Regions from separate parts of the Homo sapiens genome. Here region 2 is linked to region 1. The links are chromatin loops, found by intact Hi-C in ENCODE. Cell type or tissue: PC-3. All regions are shown on one strand. Links, peaks and the distances in the headings refer to the core of each region. The heading gives the core; the rest is flanking DNA.

What was found. Peaks named below come from ENCODE experiments on the same cell type or tissue, not always from the same donor. Only the 100,000 strongest peaks of a DNase experiment are listed, where the experiment ranks them.
Region 2: it touches region 1 in a loop (2.7-fold over the local background); 10 of 110 quality-filtered maps call a loop at or near these places.

The regions. Positions count from the first base shown.
Region 1 is chr1:94,529,682-94,535,063 of GRCh38, forward strand. It overlaps F3 (coagulation factor III, tissue factor), which reads right to left. Exons shown (of 6, transcript NM_001993.5): 4 at 3,409-3,587; 5 at 2,640-2,799; 6 at 1-915. The coding sequence ends at 779. Among named protein-coding and RNA genes, the nearest start is that of F3, 9.4 kb to the right of the region's middle. In PC-3, for the core only: a CTCF peak has its summit at 2,566; a DNase peak (open chromatin) is centred at 2,620.
Region 2 is chr1:94,739,281-94,744,662 of GRCh38, forward strand. All of the region lies in intron 1 of SLC44A3-AS1 (SLC44A3 antisense RNA 1), which reads right to left. Among named protein-coding and RNA genes, the nearest start is that of MIR378G, 3.9 kb to the right of the region's middle. In PC-3, for the core only: a CTCF peak has its summit at 2,441; a DNase peak (open chromatin) is centred at 641.

The sequences.
Region 1 (5,382 bases), core at 106-5,105:
ACCTAAACACTATATTATAGACATATGTTAGAAAAGTCCTAGAAATGCACCCAATTTCCTTCCATTTTACTTTCCTACATGGATTGAAGTCAGCCCCTCAAAAGCTTTTCGGCTGGGCATGGTGGTTCACGCCCATAATACTAGCACTTTGGGAGGCCAAGGTGGGTGGATCACCTGAGGTCAGGAATTCAAGACCAGCCTGGCCAAGATGGTGAAACCCCATCTCTACTAAAAAATACAAAAATTAGCTTGGCGTGGTAGTGCGCACCTGTAATCCCAGCTACTCGGGAGGCTGAGGCAGACAATTGCTTGAACCCGAGAGACGGAGGGTGCAGTGAGCCGAGATCGTGCTACTGCACTCCAGCCTGGGCAACAGAGCAAGACTCCGTCTCAAAAAAAAAAAAAAAAAAAAAAAAGCTTTTCAAAAGTCCACCCAGGATTTTTTAAGACATTTTCCCATTTGTTTTTGCTTGGACGACCTGGTTACTCCTTGAGTGCGGAATATATAATCTAAAGCATGTTATGTGCAAAAGGTGCCATGGTGTTAAAAATTAAAACTTGGAATTGGTTGTAGTACCATTCGTTACATTTCAAAGTGACTAATGCTGATGTCAAAACCAGAATGCTAATGGTAATAACAGGTCATATCAAGAGTTTTTTGAACTCCAGGGTCTTCATGCTCCGAAATACTCATTTGCGTTTCCATGTATTCTATCCTCTTAAAAGTTCTCGGTCACAGTGCAATATAGCATTTGCAGTAGCTCCAACAGTGCTTCCTTTATGAAACATTCAGTGGGGAGTTCTCCTTCCAGCTCTGCCCCACTCCTGCCTTTCTACACTTGTGTAGAGATATAGCCAGGATGATGACAAGGATGATGACCACAAATACCACAGCTCCAATGATGTAGAATATTTCTGAAAAATAAAGGGCATCTAGTCAACTTGGAGAGCTCAAATCCCATTTATCAGTGGACAAAATTGACGGCATAACCCCAAATTACACCATCCTATTTTTGTGCAATTTGACTTTCTTTCACTCTTTCCACCACACTTACATTAGGAAAGAATTTGTCAAAACCTGAACGTTTCAGAGTAATTGACAATGGCTAAACACATTTAATGGGCATTTAATAAACTGAATAATGCACAGTCCAGAAAAGATATGTAGTTGGAGGTAAGAACAATGGCTGGAAAGAAGTGCCTAAAAACGATGCTGAGATTGATGGCAATGATTATAACGGAAGGTGAACCCTAAGTGCAAAGTGGGAGATCCAAAGTGCTACCAGGATTTGGGTGAAGAAGAGATAGTAACTAGTTGGTGCAGTAGCAAGGCCTTCTGGTGGAAGTGGCGTTTGAAATGCCTCTCCAAGATAGAGAACGGCCAGGGAAGCAGAGAAGTGTGTGTGCACAAAAGGAGAGGCAGTGGAATTAGAGCTAGGCTTTAGGACAATGACTGAAGGCTGTGGGTAGGATGGCTCAGAGGGGTGCAGGACCAGAGGTAAAGAGAAACCTCTCCTGTCAGTGGCAATAAACAGGAGAGAACAGTTTATTTAAAGTGTTTTAAAATGTTCAAATATCATCTTCACATGGAGCTAAGCCATCATTTCTTTTTTCGTTGTTTCTTTTTTTTTTTTTTTTGAGATGGAATCTCGCTCTGTCACCCAGGCTGGAGTACAGTGGTCCAATCTCAGCTCACTTCAGCCTCCGCCTCCCAGGTTCAAGCAATTCTCCTGCCTCAACCTCCTGAGTAGCTGGGACTACAGACACGTGCAACCACACCCAGCTACTTTTTGTATTTTGAGTAGAGATGGGCTTTTACCATGTTGGCCAGGCTGGTCCCAAACTCCTGACCTCAAGTGATTTGCCTGTCTGGGCCTCCCAAAGTGCAGGGACTACAGGCGTGAGCCACCACACCCAGCGTAAGCCATCGTTTATATCCCCTGACTCTTTTCTTCACTGGAAGTACTCAGAATACTTTCCCTGTAAGGCATGGATCGAGACACACAGGCTTGCAGCTTCCTGCAAGAGTCTGAAGGCCCACAGCACTTCCGGTTAGGGACTGTTCCTCGCACAATGGGCCTGAGCTCCCAACATATGCACATGCATGTACACACACGTGTCCGCCATATACACACATGCATGCATGTGGGTATATTTGATATACTCAATCCCTTCCCTTGATGGGTTAGACTCTACAGCCTCTGTGGCAACAGCCCACAGTGGGTACTCACGAATGTCTACTGTGTCCTGCTGCAGCTGGTCCAGAAGCCACCCCCAGAATTAGAATTTAAGCATGAAAAAATGCCCAGGGAAATCTGTGACTTGTTGCTAAATCCTAAACACAGTTTGTGTATCCAGTGCTCAGCAGAGGGCTTAGCACATGACAGGTGCTCAAGAAAACACCTGCTAATACAAGGGCACAATCAACACAGAAACATTTCTAAATGTCCAAAATCTTTTTTGTACCAAAGCAAAATCAAAACCAAAACAAACAAATAACAACAAAAAACCTCCAGGCAGTTTGTTTTCCTGAATATTTAACCAAGGAAGTATATCCCAGCCCTGAGGGTGGAGCTACTCCTCCAGAAGTCACCCACAGCACCCATACCCCCAGGCAAATGGCTGGCAGAGCCACTCACCTCTGAATTCCCCTTTCTCCTGGCCCATACACTCTACCGGGCTGTCTGTACTCTTCCGGTTAACTGTTCGGGAGGGAATCACTGCTTGAACACTGAAACAGTAGTTTTCTCCTTTATCCACATCAATCAAAAACTCATTAGTGTTTGTTTTGGCTGTTTTCTGTAAAAAGATAGAGTTCTTAATTCATCTGGGCTCTGAGTCAATTCTTTCCCCTTTATTAAGTCACTGTGGAAGTAAAAACCTAGGTTCTAAGCAAAGCCTACAAGAACACAGCTGACACGTGAAGGATTAGAAGTGACTTCGCTAATCAGTTTCCCTTGATCACTGCTAAAAATGCCTTTTCCAAGACTGAGAAGATCCAATTTAGGCATATTGAACCCTATTGAGCCCCTTTAGAAGATATCTGCAGTAAAAGAAAAAGGAAGGGAGTATTATGCATTGAACCAAAAACAAATTTTGTGCCTGGGATCCTCAATAGAGGGAGAAATGTGAGCATGGCGGGACCTTTAGAGATGACCTGATCCAGCCGGTTGGCTGAGGAACCTGGGTCTCCGAGGGGGCCCTGCCCAGAGTCACAGGGTAGTGCAGAGTCACAGGTAGGACCAGGCCTGTTGTCCACCCCTCCCCACAGTGCGCGCTCCCCCTTCTACTCCATCACCTTCTCAACAACTCTGTTCTGCTATTTTTGAATTGGGGAAGAAATGGGTTGTAAAACCCAAGTATTCACAATTTAAAACAGGTCATAAAAACAAATTAAAAAATGCTCACCTTTCCTGAACTTGAAGATTTCCAATAATAAAGTGTATAAATTAAGTCCTTGCCAAAAACATCCCGGAGGCTTAGGAAAGTGTTGTTCCTTCTGACTAAAGTCCGTTCATCTTCTACGGTCACATTCACTTTTGTTCCCACCTGTTCAAAACTCTGAATTGTTGGCTGTCCGAGGTTTGCTGAAACAAAGGAAATGAGCTTGGTTGGAACCAAAGAATTCTGTACAAAGTCAAATCCTGTTTTGTTATCACAATTGACAACTTAATTATCTCTCATATAAAACATGTGCATAGAACCAGCTCCCTGAAAGAAGCAGGCGTGGCGGCCTGGAGCTGAATCCTAAGACATTCTGTGGTAGTGCTGGCCCAAGGGGAAGACAATGGAGCCTCAGATGTCATTTTAAGTTTTCTAGTAGTCACATTAGAAAAAGTAAAAAGGAACAGGTGAAATTAATTTTAATAATATATTTTATTTAACCAAAGACAGTTGACCCCTGAACAACATGGGTTTGAACTCTGTGGATCCACTTGTATGCAAATTTTTTTAAATAAAAGTTACACCAAGTGTGCCGCCTCCTACTTCCTCCATCTTTTCTCCTGCCGTGGCCCCTGCTCTTCCTCCTCCTCCTCCTCCTCAGCCTACTCAACATGAAGATGACGAGGATGAACACCTTTATGATGATCCACTTCCACTTTATCAATAGTAAATATATTTTCTCTTCCTTATAATTCTTTCTCTTCCTTCCTTCTTTCTTTTCTTTTCTTTTCTTTTTTTTCTTTCTTTCCCTTTCTTTTTTAGACAGAGTCTCGCTCTGTCACCCAGGCCGGAGTGCAGTGGCGCAATCTCAGTTCACTGCAACCTCCTCCACCTGGGTTGAAGTGATTCTCCTGCCTCAGCCTCCCAAGTAGCTGGGATTACAGGCACCCACAACCACGCCTGGCTAATTTTTGTATTTTTAGTAGAGATGGGGTTTCACCATGTTGGCCAGGCTGGTCTTGAACTCCTGACCTCAAGTGATCCACCCGCCTTAGCATCCCAAAGTTCTGAGATTACAGGCACGAGCCACCATGCCCAGCCTCTTTTCCTTATAATTTTCTTAATAACATTTTCTTTCCTCTAGCTTACTTTATTGTAAGAATACAGTATATAATACACGCAACATGAAAAATGTGTGTTAATTGACTGTTTATCTTATTGGTAAGGCTGCAGTCAACAGTCAACCGATAGGTAGGCTATTAGTAGTTAAGTTTTTGGGGAGTCAAGTTATACTCGGATTTTCAACTGCACAGGGAGTCGGTGCCTCTCAGCCATGCATTGCTTGAGTCAACTGCATATATCTGGAATATAATCATTTTAATGTGTAATCAATATAAAAAAGTTTTGAGATATTCTACACTTCTTAAATTCCAGTGTGTACTTTATACTTAGAGCATTAGCCATATTTCAAGTGGTCAACAGCCACATGTGGCTAGTGGCTACTATACTGAACAGGGTGGTAGCATAAACTACGATATTTTAGGTTCAAAAATATGTAGGGCTGTGAGAAAGCCCAGGAAATGTCCTTGGTACCTCGAGAAGCCGGATTTAACCACGGGGTCTCTGCAATGGCTCAATTATCTCATGTGCTTTGGTTAAATGACAGGAAAACAAACATCAATTCACAGGCCAAATATGTGTGTGCACATGCAAAACAAACACATAAAATATCTTCTATCTTGCACCAACAAAGGATTTGAAGTAGCTTACAAAAAAACTCAAGAACTATTAATATAAAAGAGAATCATGAGGATGCCATTAATTAGGGGGGAAATGAATGTCAACCATGCCACAGTCACCAGAGGGGCTGCTGACGCTGCTACATTCTTGCCTGGTGCCACAAAAGACACAAGCAGAAGCACCTGGGGGTCTGGAGGGTCTTGCAAATGGGGGCTCTGGGAAGGCAGCCACATTCACCTGGGGTCAGGCCCCCTATTT
Region 2 (5,382 bases), core at 73-5,072, 210 kb after region 1:
AGCTTCCTGTCTAATCCCAGCAACTATCACATTAAGAAAAAAATCTTAAAAACATCTCTTGGGGTAATATGAAAAATACAAGATTAGGAATCATAAGATCTGGGTCTTAATCCCTACTTTACTACTTTCAAGCTGAATGATCAGGGACAATTTATTGATTACCGCTGAGCATCGGTTTTCTCATCTCACATGGAAATTACAGGGCTATTGTGAGTAATTATGTTTTAACTGTTAATCTCTACAAAAATGTAGTTCGACCACAGGCATTTCCAAAGAGTCTCATCACCCAGATCCTGGGAAGAACCTGGCTTCTCTACTCAAGTCAAGTTGGACAGCCATTGCTGAGGCTGTCCAAAGACAATGTTCTCTTTCTCATAACATCAGCGATGACACAGGGAAAGCGAGCATGTCAGGCCATGGGGCTGCTTCTCTAATAGGCTGGCCATGTTTGGAACATAGGTCTGGGCCTCTTTTGGCCAGTAACCACAAGGACAGGACGAACAGACGCAAGGGCATGCCTCCAAGTGGCTGGCCAGCACCCGGGGGCTTTGGAACACTGTGGTTAACCTCAGGGCCTGGCAGGAGGGAAAAGTCCTAGCTCCCAAGTTAGTCGCTTCCACAAAAGTAAACCAAAATGAGTCATATGAAGATGGAGAAACCACCAGAGACAGCTTTCCATGTAAGGATCACAGTAAAGAATAAAAGCCAGCAATGGGAGAACTCTAAGCCCTTGGATGGCTGATGTTTCCTTCTTAGTCAGTATGTGAGATGTGTGGCCAGACACGAGCATGGGTATGTGTGTGTGTGCAGTGAGGGAAATCTGTGTGTATTCTTCTGCCTCCTCTGTGGCTGGTTTGCCAGCTGCTGCTCAACATCATTCAAGTGGATTGGAAACTTATACAGTAGTATTATTAGAGGGTGACCCTGGTTCTTTTTGATATTACAAAATTGCCCTTTAAAAAGCTTTTCTTGCTTTGACTCTGAGAGGGGGCATGGAGTGGGGTCCATATATTCTACCTGTGCACATATGCATGTAAATATGAGTGGATAAGCAAGGACAGCCAGAGCTCTTGAAAGTAAATGTCTCAGTAGACGGGTTGGAAGACAAAATTGAGGAAATAGTCCCAAATGTAATGAAGAAAGGATGGAAATTATGAGGGAAAAGTTGAAAGAAATGTAGGATCATTTCACAAAGTCCAACATCCATCTAGCAGGATTCCAGAAAAAAAAAAGTGAAGATGAGGGGAAACATTATCAAAGGAAAGACAAGAATTTCAGACTGGAAGGACCCACCGAATATTGAGCAAAAAGAGTAAAAAGGGACCCATATACACTGTGATAAAATTTAGAAATATAAAAATAATATTCTCAGTGATTTCAGAAAGTAGATACTCTAGAAAAATAAGAATTAGCCCAAGCTTTGCCTTCTTGTCAGTAATTTTGGATGCCAGAAGAGTAACCTAGTGAAGCAATCGATGCCTTTGTAGTACCAAGGGAATTTGATTTTCCATTTAGAATCATCAATCCCAGTCAAACCATTCAAATGTCAGAGCAAATAGTTTTTCAGAACCACACTACTTGATCCTTCAGTAAATAATATGTATACAGTTATATTATAAAAATTCATTATTGATTTTTGTTCTTCAGAATTAACCTATAGACAAAATAAAAACTCAACTGTTTATCCCCCTATTCTGAAAGATTACCTGTGTGCACACTCCAGTAAGATAAAAGAGGAATCTAAGAAAAAGAAATTCATAGGATCCAAGAAACATTAGAAATAATTTAAGGATGTAATTAAAATTTTAGAAAAATACGATGGTAACTGTGGTACATACCTAGAAGATGATGAGACAAAATTAGGTCATTCAAAATGGTATGCTTAAGAATCTGGATGATCTTCATGATATGGTAAAGAGGATGTATGTGTCTATTGTCAATTACTTTAAAAACGAAAAGCAAATAGGAGCCCCAGAATAAAACAAAAATCAGAATTAGAAGCAACCTAAATTAGGACATAGTTTGGAAAAACTGATTAGGGTAGGAAAAGAGAATTCATTTTCTTTTGCATTGCCTAGGATTATTTATTTCTTACTTCATTCTTCAGTAAATAATTTTTATATATTCACAGGATTGACATTGGGGAAGAAACTGTATATTGGTTTTCAATATTTAGAATCAAATTTTAAACAAAGCAGGGAAGACTTAACTATGGTTTCAGAGTAGAATATAATTATTACAAACCCAGTAAATACAAAAGAGAATCCAGGAAAGGCAGAAGTTAGAAGGTGAAGGAAGTAGGAAGGGTGGAGGGGAAAATGGGGTAATGAGTTCCTCATTTTTCTTGTAAGGAATCAAGTGGAATACAGTCTAAAATTATGAAGATGGAAAGACACAGAGGCAGTGGAGGATAACACACACCCTCATGTGGCAGGAGTCAATAAATACTGTTGAAAGTTGATAAATCAAAAAAGAGAGGTATAAGCATATTACTCAGTATTTTGTGGCAACCACCTAACGAACTGAAACCAGAACTGGTTAAAGTGGATTGCCGTTGGGAGTGGGAGGGAGTGAGGACAAGGAGAAGGAGACTTTGCATAGTGTTTTGTCCTATTTGAGTGTAACTTCCATCACATGTGGGCATTACTTTTAAAATAAAACTGGGAAGAAGAATAAGATTACCAAGCGTTGACATTGGGGAAGAAACAGAAGCTTTTATACCCTGTTTGCAAGAGTGAAAACTGAATTGGTCCAAGCTTTTTTTAAAAAAAGTCATGAAATGCTGAGAAAACTTGAAGTTATGTGTGTGCCTTTAGGAGTTCTATTTTAAGTAAGACATGGAAGTTTTAATACACTTATGCTGCAAACTGGGAAGTGCTAGGGAACCCACATCCTCCCCATCAGCCTGGCTGGAGCCATCTGGGACAAGCATCTATTTGTTACAGAAATTTTATACAGCAGGAGCTTGAGAGTGACTCTGTCACTTACCTCATGAATGCACAAACTCCTGAGAAGAGGAGCCGGAGGGAACGGCAGTGGCCTTTCCTGAAGAAATGAGGGATGCTTTTCTCTCACAACTTCATGGCAGGCCACAATTTTGTCTTACACCATATTGTCACAGGAAGAAATGCTGCCTGCGGAGACTCAAGAACAGGACACAGACCAAACAGGAAAATCCCAATGAGACCATGGATCCCTGGAGGGGATCCTCTTTTGCAACCCTCAAAGGCAAAGCACTTTGCAGGCAGTAGGCATTTATATTAGTGTGCTAGGGCTGCCATAACAGAATAGCATACACTGGGGGTGCTTACACAACAAATATTTATTTTCGTACAGTCCTGGAGGCTCAAGTTTGAGATTAAGGTGCACCAGGATTGGTTTCTGGTAAGGCCTCTCTTCCTGGCTTGCAGACAGCCACCTTCTTGGTGTGTCATCACATGACTTTTTCTCTGTGTATACAAAGAGAGAGAGAGATCTCTAGTGTCTCTTTTTATAAGGACACCAGTCCTATCAGCTTAGGATCCAATCCTTATGACCTCATTTAACCTTGATTACCTTCTTGAAGGTGTTATCTCCAAATACAGTCATATTGGTAGTTAGGGCTTCAACATATGAATTTGGAGGTGACACGATTCAGTCCATAACAGTATGGAATAAGCACCTATGGTTATTGAATAATGAATGCTCTGACTGCTTTCCTGGATACATGGGGGCCCTAATTTTTATGCTACATAATGGATGCTGTAAGGAGAAAGAAACTATCCTTCTTGTTCACACCCATCTTTTCCCTCCTCAAGGTGGATGTCATTGCTAATATGATTGCACTGCTAAGGTCATCAAGAGGGCAGTTTTTACAGTGTCCCTATGAGATGGCAGGGACTTGCTCACCCATCACTCAGCAAACATCCACATGTCCATGACCAGCTACTGCCCCCCTCACACCTGGCCCCACATTGGGACCTGGCTCATTCTATCTTCATCACTACCAGCTATGGTCTGAATTTTTGTGTCCCCTTCCTCCACAGATTAATATGTTGAATCCTAATTACCAACTCGATAGTATTAGGAGATGGGACCTTTGAGAAGTGATTAGGTTATAAGGATGGAGCCCTCATGGACCGGATTAATGGAAAGAGAAGAAAAGAAAAGAAAAAAGAAAAGAAAAGAAAAGGAAAGAAAGGGGTCCAGAGAGCTGCCTTGCCCTTCTACTATGTGAGGACACAGCAAGAAGGCATCATCTATGATCCAGGAAGTGGGCCCTCACCAGACACCAAATCTGCTGGTGCTTTGATCTTGAACTTACCAGTCTTCAGAACTGTGAGCAACAAATTTCTGTTGTTTAAAAGCCACCCAGTTTAAGGTATGTTTGTTATAGTCGCCCAAACAGACCAAAATGCTCTCTCTTTCTAACCAAGGGGTAATGAGAGGCTGAGATCTGTATTCATTTTTAGGGGTAAATAATGGGGGCTCCACTTCAGTTTATAGCCTTAATTGTATGCTCTCTGGAGGAGGAGAAAATGGGGATGGGCAGAGATGTAGAATAGATATTGTACACACCCCACAAAAAAATAGCAGCCTTTGTTTTCCATTTGCTGTCTTCTCTCTGTCCTACCATCTGTCCTCAGAGAGAAGAGGCCTCACAGGCAAGAAGAACACGAGAACACAGATGCTCCCAGGGTCCCTGGAAAAATGCCATCAAAATCTAGTGTACATCTGTAACAAAGACAGTTTATTGTTCCAAGAGGCTGCATGTTTCACCTAATAAAGAGTCATATAAACATAAGGAAGCTCTGGCCTCAAGCTACAAATGCATTTGCTCACTGAGTGCCTGACTGGAGGACAGACTGTGCTTCCTGAACAAACCAGAACCATATAAAAACAATCCTCCCTGAGTACACAGGACCCAAAGTGATTTCTCAGGATGCTCATTTCCTTTCACAAGTAGTCCCAGGTAGTATGTCATGTCCAGAGCAGTCCTGGTACTCTCCTAGAACACCACAGCTCAACATCCTTTCGGTTCACTGTCCAGAGGCCTAGCATGCTCATTTCCTCTCTAAACCCCTTGACTCTCAGAAATGTCCCTAACACATTTACAGTTTACAAAGTATTTTCACATGTCATTTAATTCTTGCAAGTACTCTGTGAGATGACAGAGACTCAATCATTCATTTATTCAGCAAGCACTAATCAAGGGCTAGGTACCATGCCAGACCCTGGGGAGACAGAACAAGCTAAGATGTGCTGCCCACACTTGAGGAGCTCACAGAACACCAAGGGAAACAGGCAATGCCCCGGCCTAGCTGCCATGGCAGGAGGGCACCACAACTTAAGAGAGCACAGAGGGAGTCCATTCTGGCTCAGGAGAACCAGGGAGGTTTCCTG